2 separate regions of the Homo sapiens genome follow, and region 1 is linked to region 2. A link is a contact called in ENCODE Hi-C or POLR2A ChIA-PET data. All regions are on one chromosome and are shown on one strand. The core of a region is the stretch at or near the end of the contact, and the rest is flanking DNA. Distances in the headings are between cores, read along the strand shown.

Region 1 (5,383 bases), core at 1,494-3,993, 240 kb before region 2:
TTCAAGGCAGGAAGCCAGGTGAAGGCAGACCTAGGACCACTGCTGGAAAGGGGCAGCACCGTGCAGGCAGGCACAGGGCAGTGGAGAAGGAGGCATCTGTCTCCGCTGCTAAGCTAGACCTGTATCTCCCACTCCTTGGTCTGGGTGTCCCACTTATAAGTGAGAAGAGTAGGGCTGGTTCTTCAAATAAAAGCTTATAGGAGGTCACATGTTCAACAGATCCCCTTGCCCTGCCCTTGTCCCCACTCCATCCTCCCACAGGCCACCCCAGAGGAAGTGGGAGGCTCCCAGGGCCCTGCAGATCAGGGCTGGTAAACTTCAGGATGAAGGGGCTCCAATTCCTGCCTCTGTGGACCCTTCATCTCAGGAAGTACTGAGAGCACAGTCTGAGGTTGGAGAGGAGAAAAGAGCTACTTTGCCCACCTGCCCCATTCCCCCAGCCTTCTCAGACGCAGAACGTAGATCAACTCCTGCCCTTTTCCCAGCCTGACTTCTGGGGTGTGAGCCCAGCTCTGATCCCCAGAAAAGCAGGCGAGTGAACACAGTGACTTAATATCATCAGGGAAAACAGCTGCACAGGAAAAGCGCCTGGGGGTGGTTTCTTAACCAAAACAAGCGTGAGTGGACCCAGACTAAGTCTCAGGGCATTTCCTTGCCTCTGACTTGGATGAAGTGGTCCAGGCTGCATTACTCACAAATGGCTTCCTGATTGCTCAAGACATTGTCACAAGCCACAGGACTTGCCCTGTGACCCTGGTGTCGACATGAGATTTTCTAGCTTGATATTCTCCCCACTCCTCATGGGTGGCCCCTGTCCCAACCAGGGCTTGTACCTGGCCTTAAAGGAAAAGGAGGTCAGTTCTGTCATTCAGTGGTGTTTCTTGGATCTGCCCATGAAGCCAGAGTTTCCTGTGAGGCTTCTGGCCTGAGTCAGCCTGGGGCTCAGGGAGGGCGTACAAGAGGGGCAGTACAGGGACATAGATAAGGGCCCAGGGGAAGTGCTTAGTGGCTCATTCTGCTGGTGGAATCAGGAGAATTTCATTGGGGAATTGCCCAAAGAGGACAAGGCAATGTGAGGAAGGGCATTCCAGAGAGAGGGAACTGCACGTGCAAAGACACAGCTACATGTGCAAAAACACAGAGGCACAGGAGAGCAGGGGCTGCACATGCAAGAACAGGAACACACAGGAGCAAGGCATGTGCAAAGTCACTGGGGCACACAGGAGCAGGCGCTGTATGTGCATATGGTTGTATAGAGCATCGGCAAGAGATAGGTCAGAGAGGAGTCCATGGATGCTACCATGAAAGAACCTGGAATGTTATGCCAAGGTACTCATTCATCCCTCTGAGGAGTAGCTGAAGACCAGAACAAGTGACTTGATGCTGAGTAAGACAGCTTTGTGTCCATGGACTCTACCTTCTCCCACCAGCTTGGCCATGTGGCTCACCACATCCTGGTGAGTCTTTCTTCTTACTCTGCAGTCCTCCCCTCTCCATAGGGCACACTGTTCCCTAGGGAGGACTGCCACAGTGATCTCCTGGTGGGCTCTCTCCCTCTACAGCTGCTAAAGTTGATTACATACCAATAGGACACTTGGGGATCTGTGGACATGGGGCACTCGAGGGAGTGTGGAGGGTCAGATGGAGGCTATGGCCATCTGAGCAGGGGAGGGCATTGTTCAAATCCCTCTTTACCAGCTACTGAAAGGGTCACACAGTTCTCAGGCCCAAATAGCCAGACCCAAGCTCAGATGCCTAAGAGGATACACGGAGTGATTATCAGGGGCACAGAGGCAGGTCACCGTTCAGCAAGTTCATCGGGGGCTCAAGCCAGGAGCTGTTACCATGCAGTGATGGGAATAGGGTGGAGAGGCTGGCATCACAGAGCAGCAGGAGCTGTAGACACAGCCCTGGGTTCTGGTGCCCGCCCTGCTGCTCGGTACTGTATGACTTTGGGCAGGTGATTCAACCTTGCTGTGCCTTATTTTCCAGATTTGAAACGCTATATATATAGCACCTGCTTCAGGAGTTTGAGAGTTAAATGAGATATTGAATGTAAAGCACCAGCCTCAGTGCCTGACACATAGTAGGTGCCTAATAAATGATAGCTATTGTTATGATTGCATTCCTTGGGTAATTTTTAGCATCTTGAGGCTGGATTCCGCTCCTCACAAAGCCCCAGTATACACCCTTTAAAATTATGCCAGCATCAAACAGAAACATGGCAATTAGCAGAGATTCACTATTCAATTCAGATCTTCCTATGAAGAGCCCTGAGTTAAGTGCTTCCTGCCCTCTTATTCCTGTCACCTTACTAAAGAGGCATAAATAGTATCCCTAACAGGCATCTTCCTGTTGGGAGTCTCCTGAGGAGTTTACATTGCCGGGCTGCTTGCTCCTTCCCAGACACACCTGACTTTCAACACGTAAAACAGTGAGCTCATAAGCGGGTCCCCGTGGATTGGGCTCTGGGGTGGGGGGGGGGTCTCGGCTACCTTCTCACCAAAGCGCTATCCCACCCGGGCTTGGCAGGGAGTGCGGCTCCCAGGCGGCGGCTGAAAGGCGCATTTCTTCCAGCCTCAGCAAAGGATGGCCGGAACCCCAGTACCCTCTCCCGGGCCAGGACCGCGCCCCGCGTCTCTGGCTGGCCCCGCCCCTCTCGGCCCCGCCCCGCCCCCGCGCTCAGCTTGGACAGCCACGCGTGCGCCCAGGCCAGGCGGAGGGACTGCCCCGCCCTGGTCCAGTGATTGATCAGCAGTGATTACTGAGGCTTTAATGGTCCGCTTGGATGGGAATTAATTCTGGGATGGATAAATAATGCATCGAGGTTTATGTAGTCCAAGGCGAGCCGTCCGTCCGGAGCCAGGAGAGGTAGCCGAGGGAGCCTGACGGGTGACGCCAGCGGCCACGGGGCCCCGAACGAGCAGGACATGAGGGGCGACTAGGCGCGAGGACGAGCAAAAGCAAGTGGATGACAGCATGAACGGCCCTGCGGGGCTGGCCGGACGGCTGCAAGAACATGCTGAGCCCAAAGATCAGGCAGGCCAGGAGGGGTAAGTCCAACTTTCTGGGGTTTCTCTGGGCACCGCATGTGCCTCTTGGCAAACGTGCGCGGACACTTGGCCAGCCGTCACGCCATGTGTCACATGGGGCGGGCGTTCTGGGACCATTGCCGCTGAATAGTGAGCATCCTCCTGAGGAAGTGCCCTTCCTCGTGAAACTCCTGGGCTGGGTGGGGACACGACCTGAAGTTGCAAAAGGGCGGTGGCCGGCTTAGTGCCCCAGTGGGTGTGCACACTTCGCCCCACATTCCACATTTTACAGAGGCCCTCGGTCGCTCCAGGTGACCTGGTGGCAACTTTAAGGAAACTTTGCTTCTTTACTAAAAAGGAAATGCCCAAGATTTGCCCTGTGGCCAACACAGAAGCACCCCTTACCAGGGAAGGCCATGCCCTGGCTTCTAGAGACAGCTGGGTGCAAGCGAGGGTCTTCGTTCCCGCTGCTTTGCAGACAGTATTTCCTCAAGCAGGCCAGGGGCAGGCAGGCTTTCCTGCCAGAACACTCAGAAAGCTGCAGGGTCTGGGGGCAGGACGGGTGGATGCGGGAGCAGACTCAGACCAGCAAGAGATGGGGGTCAGGAGAGTCCAGGACTGGGCTAGCCAGCCTGTGTCCAGCCAGCGACCCAGCACAGTGACCTGAAGACTTGGCCACTGTATGGGGCTAGAGACAGCATCTCCATGGACAACAACTTCTTAGCCACGGAAAGTGTCATTTTGAATGAGAACATCTGTCTTTTACAAAAATAGAATGTGTCTTTTCAGGTGGCCAGTATCTGGGAGGGCTGAGCTCCTTTTGTAAACAATGAAGTGGAGGATGGGTCTTTGGAGGTGGATGGAGCATTTGCCTGGGAGCTTGGAAACAGTTTGTGTCTCACCAGGTGTTTGCAGCGGGGGGCCTCCAGCCTCCTGTGGATTCACAGGGAACACACCCATCTTATTAGCACACTGCAAGCACTTGGATGATTTTCCTGGATGGGACCAGCCTTCCAGTGTGTTCCACAGACGTCAGGACCCCTCTGTGGGGTGCTTTCGCATGGGCTGAACCCTGTGTACCCCAATGGGCAAAGGAGGAACTTGCATGGCTCTGCTGAGGAGGGGGCAAGTCTAGTGATGACCCAAGGGATAGGACAAGCCAGATACCTCTGCGAGAGCTTAGTTCCACCCTCCCACTCCTGTGTAATGAGCTGGCCACTGGCCACATGTGGCTACTAAGCACTTGGCATGTCACTAGTCCAAATTGAGAAAAAGACACACCAAATTTTGATGATTTAGTACAAAAAAAGAATGTACAATATCTCATTAATAATTATTTTACTGAAATGACAGTATTTTGGATATATTGGGTTAAATAAAATCTATTATTAAAACTAATTTTACCTGTTTTACATTCTTTTACTATAGCTACTAGAACATTTACAAGTACATATGTGACTCATATTATATTTTTTATATTTCTATTGGACAGTGCTAGTAAGAGACCAGTGCTTCAGCAAAGGGGCTTACAGGCAGCCTGTCTTTGAAATCCAGGATTTCTCATAAATGTTTGTTTTAAGTCAATGGTTCTCAACCAGGAGCAATTTGCCCCACTAGAGAACATTTGGCATTGTTTGGAGTATTTTTGGTTATTCCAACTGAGGGGTGCTACTGGCATCTAGTGCGTATAGGCCAGCCATACAGCCCTCTTCCAGTCCTCAGTGTTCCATGAGGCTTCCACCATAGGGCTTTTGCACATCGTTCTTTCCCCTGAAATGCCTCCCACATTCACATGTGCGCACATGCATGCCTGTATGTGTGTGCACATGCGTTCATGCATACAAACATACACACACACCTTAATTCCTATTCACCCTCCAGTTATAGTATAGTTCAAGTGTTGCCAGCCAGGGAAGTCTTCCCACACACCCCAGTCCAGGCTGGATCCTCTGCTCCATCTCTCCTTTTCTTTATGGTATTTACCATAGGTTGCAGTTGTATACTCCTGAGTGTGACTGATTGGTGAATATCTGTCACTTGCATTGCTCCATGAGCTTCGTGAAAGCAGGAACCATTTCTGTTCGGGGACATCATTATACCCCCAATGCCAGGTACCTGGTGGACACTCAACCTGTGTTTTTTGAGTGAGTGGATGAATAGCTGGATAGAGGAGAAAGCATTTGCCTGGGTGGCTGGAGCACTGTCTCTACCCAAGCTGGCCCGGTACTTAGGAAATTTGGCCTCATCTTTCACTGACTCATATGTTGCAAATATTTTCCCAATTTGTTGCTTGCCCTTTATTTTTATATTAGAGTGGGTTTTTTTTCTAGATGTACCTGTTTTTAACTCGT
Region 2 (5,484 bases), core at 392-2,891:
CTAATAAAGCTTTCCAAATATTTGAGCTCCTTCAGACTAGTCAGTTGTTAACAGGGTAAAAAAAGAAAAAAAATTTTTCAACCCTATATGGCAGTGTTTTCCAAACTAATGAGCTCCAACACACCGATGGGCCATGAAATGAATTTGGTGGATTTGAATTTTTTTTAGTGAAATAGAAGAGAATAAAGAATATTAGGATGTAACTCATGTGGTAAGGATAAATATTTGCAAAACTTATTTTTATACTGTTCAATCAGATTTGGCCCAAAGCTGCCTCCATACACTATTAACTGTACTCTAGCTTGATGTGTAAACAAGTTATAACCTAACTTAGGAGTATACCCTTATAACCACACATCTGAGTCTCAGCCAATCCCAGGTTAAAAGCTGCTAGATTATGCCCAAATAAGGCAAACACCAACCTGCACCAATCAGGTAATTTCTGTATGACATTTCCTATTTTTCCCTGTTATTAGAACAGCTCACCAGTTGTAAGTGGTAGTATTCTGAACCATCTTAGAGTGCTGTCTGCTTCTAGAACCTTTTTCCTGCTCAAATAAACTTTGTTAAGTTTAAAGGTTCTTAGGGGTTTTTTTTGTTTAGTTTAGTTTTTAACAATACACAGATAAAGGCATACTGCATCACCAAAGTTATTTTTTTTCCCATAGGAAAAAAATACTCATAAAAAAAATCTACCTCCTTTCCAACAAAAAGTTATAGCAGGTTAAGTATTTAAATATACCTAGGGTTCTTTTCTTATTACATAAGAGCATTTAAAGTGACTTCAAATTAAGAAAAAAAAAACTGAATTCTAAAAGAATTTTCTCATTTGTCTTTGATTTACTGTGGACTTTACTGATCAAGTACATTCCGCAAACTATGGCATGTAACATGCTACCCAGTAAATTACTATATATTCTGACTTCTCATTACTGAATCAGGAAATGACTAAATAATTTAATATGCAATTAAGGTTTAGATGAAGTTGATTCATCAAGAGATAATTGTAATCCAACTGTCATGCCATGACTGTAACACATGAGACATGCTCATTCTTTGACAACCTAAAGTTTGTCTTCCTTATACTCATATCTAAAATATCATTTAGGTACACAGCTAATAATAATAAAATGGCTAGGATTCAATATGCTTTAAAAAATACTTTTGTCAAAGATTCTTTATAGACAAATGAATAATTTTACATTTCTCTCAAAAGATGGGATAATAATCTCTTTAGTTTATCGTTATTTTGGTTACCAAGAGTTAGCAAAGGTTTAGAATTTCCACACAAGGCAACATTGTGTAAATGCGGTAATAGTACTGACGGCAATATCTGATAATACATAAAAAAAGAACAAAAATAGCAATAAATCTAGTCAATGCATACGAAAATTTCTAAGGTGATATGGAGGATACAAATTTACAGTCATGGGAGGATATTTATCTTAGATATCTTTGGGTTCAGTTCGCATTACTGGTTATTTTTGTTTTAATAGTTGTGAAAGTACAATTTCAACTTTGCAGTGAAAAAGGACAAAGACAACAGAGCCAGAAAAATGATACCACAGCCACACAGAAATTAAGTACATCCTTTAAACAAACCCCTTTTGTATTGTTTGCTTTACTTCACTCCTGCTTCCTTAAGAACACTGGCAAACAGCCATATTTCCTGTTTTACACGGCTTAGCTGCAAGGACTCTTAAACAATAAAGAGAAATCAAGGGGATTTTATAAAGACAAATTGTTGTTACAATATTTGTAATGTAATCTAGTTATAATATTGTAAATAATGTGTATTTACATCAATAACTTGCCATTCTCCTTTAAATCGTACACTATATTTTCAAACTGATGAAATAATTCAGTTATTATTCCTGAAAAATAAGATTATTAGGTGCAAACACTTTCTCTGGAAAAATCAATTTTATAGTGTTTGCTGTCATTCTAAAGGTATCTGTAAAAGAGATACCAGTATGACTGATTGCTCTAGCTTGGCAAGAATATTTGTTTATAATCTCAAAGATCAACTGTGAGAGGCAATCAATCCTTTGTTTGGAGTTTTCTGTCTTTAGGATATGAAAGTATCCAACTAGTTGATATTACAAATGTTTCTGCCATTTCAGAAAATAATTATTTTCTCTTGGGCAAAAAAATAAAAAACAACCCTTGATATCACAAAGAGTTTGCCTCTCTAACTTACTGTTTCTTTGATCCTAGGCAACTTCTGATTCCTTAGTTTCTTCATCTGTAAATAGAGATATTTGTACTTGTCTTCCAAATTATTGAGAGCATCAAATTAAGTAAGAAACTGGCACATGATAAGCATTCAACAAATCTTAATTCCTTTTCCTTTTTACTTAACTCAAAACAGAAAGCCATAAGCATAAAATATTTCTAAAGAATTCAGTTTTTTTTTTTAAATTTTTTCAGGCAATATCAACAGGGTCAATGTCAAAAACAAAATTCTCCTCAGGGTTGGTTACAAACATAAGCTCTAATGAGCCATTTCATTATACTCATTATTTGGCTTCAAAAACTCAAGATACCAATGTGTGCTTTCAGGGAAAATAAAAATAAAAAATAATAAAAAAGGAAACTTAAGGAAACGAATTAACGCAGTGAGCTCCCTGCTGATGAAAATATCCTCTTTAGTCATCCTGGTATTTCCCTCCACTGCCCCATACAATTCCAAGCACAAAAACACTAAATAAATATTACTACAGAACTGAAGCAAATAGCCCCGTGTGCCTCAAAAACTCCTGAGGTACCACCATGTGCTGGAAAATGACTCCAAATGACTATGAATCAGGAAGAAATGGATGAATTATTAACTGCATGCCTAGTTTGAAGAAATCTAAATAGATTATTGGCAATTGAATTAAAGTCTAAAATAACTTAAAAGCAAAAAACAAAATCTTCTAAGCACTGTAATGCACTTTTTACTACTGATATGAAGAACACTTCACCAGCTTTTCAGAAGTCTGTAAATAATCAGAAAATGCGAGGAAATCTGCCATCACATATATGTAAAGCTAGGTTCAGGTAAGGGCTCATCCAGTTTTTAAAAAGCAAACAGTACTCAAAGTAGAAACTACAAGCAAAGCAAGCAAGGATCAATCTGAGCTGCCAAAGTGGTGCACTTGAGCCATCTAGTGGATGGAGAAAAATGTAAGTTTAATTCTGTAAGAAAAACGTCCTACTGCTCAATTCCCTATGAAAACAGTAACAAATATGTTCTTTGGAACAGTACATTAAAATTGATAAAAGATAGTATTGAACTAACAAGTAGATATCGAGGAAAGATGAAAAATACAATGACGACAAATTTTTCAGGGTAGAGTTCAGATTTTATGGATAACTAAAGATGAAAACTAAGGACAAACACTCTTCCTTTATGGTATTTTTCTTACAACCATATAATCATTAGACCACACATAATTTATAAAACACATTACAGAAAATAAGAAAGATTTCTTGCCAGCTCCAGCTACCAAAGCCAAAGGTGGGGAGAAAAGAGAAATAGGAATAGATAAATGAATTTCTATGAGCGCATATAAAGAAAAGGAGGTTACCTTTCTGCCAGGGGACTCACATTCAATTATGGTTATGGCAACCCCAGCTCACCTAGGACTCCTGCTCCCATGTGGGACTGAAGGCAAAATGACCTTAAAATTTTCAGTACTCAGGAGGCTGAGGCGTGAGGATGGCTAGACGCCAAGAGTTCAAGGCTGCAGTGCATTATGTTCAGGCCAGTGAATAGCTACTGCACTCCAGTCTGGGCAACACAGCGAGGCCCCATTTCTAAAAAATAAATACCACGCTAGGTGTGGCGGTTCACGCCTGTAATCCCAACCCTTTGGGAGGCCGAAGTGGGCGGATCATGAAGTCAGGAGTTCGAGACCAGCCTGGCCAACATGGTGAAACCCTGTCCATACTAAAAATACAAAAATCAGCTGGGCGTGGTGGCAGGCGCCTGTAATCCCAGCTACTCAGGAGGCTGAGGCAGGAGAATTGTTTGAACCCGGGAGGTGGAGGTTGCAGTGAGCCAAGATCACGCCATTGCACTCCAGCCTGGGCAACAAGAGTGAAACTCCATCTCAAAAAAAAAAAAAAAAAAAACTAATAAAATTTTGGAAATCACAAATTACGTGAGCAGTGTGATACAGTGGAATCCACTTAAATTTTGGAGGCACATTTTTCTTGTTCATAAAACTATGGTCTTGGAATAAATTAGTGGTAAGATCGCTCTTAACTAAAATTTAATGATTTTAGAAACCCCTACCCACTTCCCACCCCCCACCCCCAAAATAGAGGCTAATAAAAAGAAAATGTGGTTTTTTTCTTTGTATTTGTTCCCCATTAATTCACATGAACAGTATATGATTTCCTCTTCTGAGTCTGGGACACAAAGATGACTCCCTGATCCCAAGAAATAGAGAAACTAGTTAGTAGAAATAAAACACTCAAAGTTCATCTTAAAGCAAGGCAGAAACAAGGGTCAGAAAAGATACAAATGAAATGCTACAGATATCTTTGAGGCTAAGAATCTGGCCTGAAAAAAGGTAATTTTCACTTCCGTATCTTTCTTTCTAAGACTCATTGTGTAAGGAGAAAAGAGGTAGAAGGGATGGGGGATATGGTGAAGGGAATGAATAGTGAGAGGAAAGAACAGAGGCAAAAACAGCAACTGTCAAAGAAAAATATTCCATTTTGCTGGGCATACAGGTTTCATAAAGGATCCACTGCAGGAAATAAAGCTGGAAAAAGGTACGATGAATTTACTTTTGCATCACAGACCACTGGCAAACCACATCTGAGGACATTAAGCAAGGCAAATAAAGCTGGTCATGTCAATGAAAATGAGGAAAATTTTCTGAAGTTTTGGAAAGAATCAATGAAATTTGCTAGTCAACTGGCTATACAGGCAATGAGGAAGAAGCTAGAACTCAAGAAATTTCAGTCTGCATGCCAGGAAGGGTAGTGATATTATTAACCCAAGTAGAAAACATACTTACTGTGTCATATAAATTCTCATTTTACATACAAATTAGTAAGAAGAAAGATGCAGACTAAGGACAGCACCTTAGGGAAGACCTATATGTAAGCTCCCCCCTACGCCCCAGGGGAAAGAAAGAAGAAAGGCAAGGATGGAAGAAGAAATGCACAACGGTCATCAGGGTAGAAAGGAAAACTTAGAGAAGTATAATAGTACAAGAGAGAGCAATGTTAGTAGTATGAAGTGGTAAAAACTTTATTTGCTTTAAAGTGTGAAAGTGATGATAGCTATAATACATTTCCTTTTTTAAAAGTATAAGTATTATTCTGAAAGCAACAGGGAAGCATTCAAGCCTAGGAAAGGTAAACTGAAATAATTCATGTTCAGTGGCTGTTTTCACCCTAGAAAAGGACATGAGGTCCTGTGGAGCAGTAAGAGATTGGGGGAGAAGGGAAGTGGAAAACAGCTGAGAACATAAGGAAAATGAA

The links. A loop is a pair of places that touch in the nucleus more often than their neighbours do. ChIA-PET counts read pairs that join two places held with the same protein, here RNA polymerase II (POLR2A). Pooled maps may share reads with other maps.
Region 1: a loop to region 2 is called in a map of endothelial cell of umbilical vein, with 12 times the contacts of the local background. The contact joins the promoter of ARHGAP22 here to the enhancer-like site in region 2. A Hi-C loop is called at or near these places in 14 of 168 maps with a recorded cell type or tissue (CD4-positive, alpha-beta T cell, CD8-positive, alpha-beta T cell, Caco-2 and 9 more), 16 of 37 single-sample maps with no recorded cell type and 23 of 50 pooled maps. POLR2A ChIA-PET finds 5 or more read pairs at or near these places in 1 of 52 experiments (GM12878).

What each region holds. Positions count from the first base shown.
Region 1 is chr10:48,602,433-48,607,815 of GRCh38, reverse strand. ARHGAP22 (Rho GTPase activating protein 22) reads left to right here and starts at 2,743. Exons shown (of 10, transcript NM_021226.4): 1 at 2,743-3,053. The coding sequence starts at 3,020. RefSeq lists a silencer at 2,576-2,735 and an enhancer at 2,592-3,322.
Region 2 is chr10:48,361,373-48,366,856 of GRCh38, reverse strand. The region is part of intron 1 of MAPK8 (mitogen-activated protein kinase 8); the gene reads right to left. Among named protein-coding and RNA genes, the nearest start is that of MAPK8, 57 kb to the right of the region's middle. Within about 2 kb of position 1,641, at least 4 of the 41 ENCODE cell types and tissues checked have a DNase peak (open chromatin) inside an H3K27ac peak, as active enhancers do; they include endothelial cell of umbilical vein, where a contact is called at or near this core.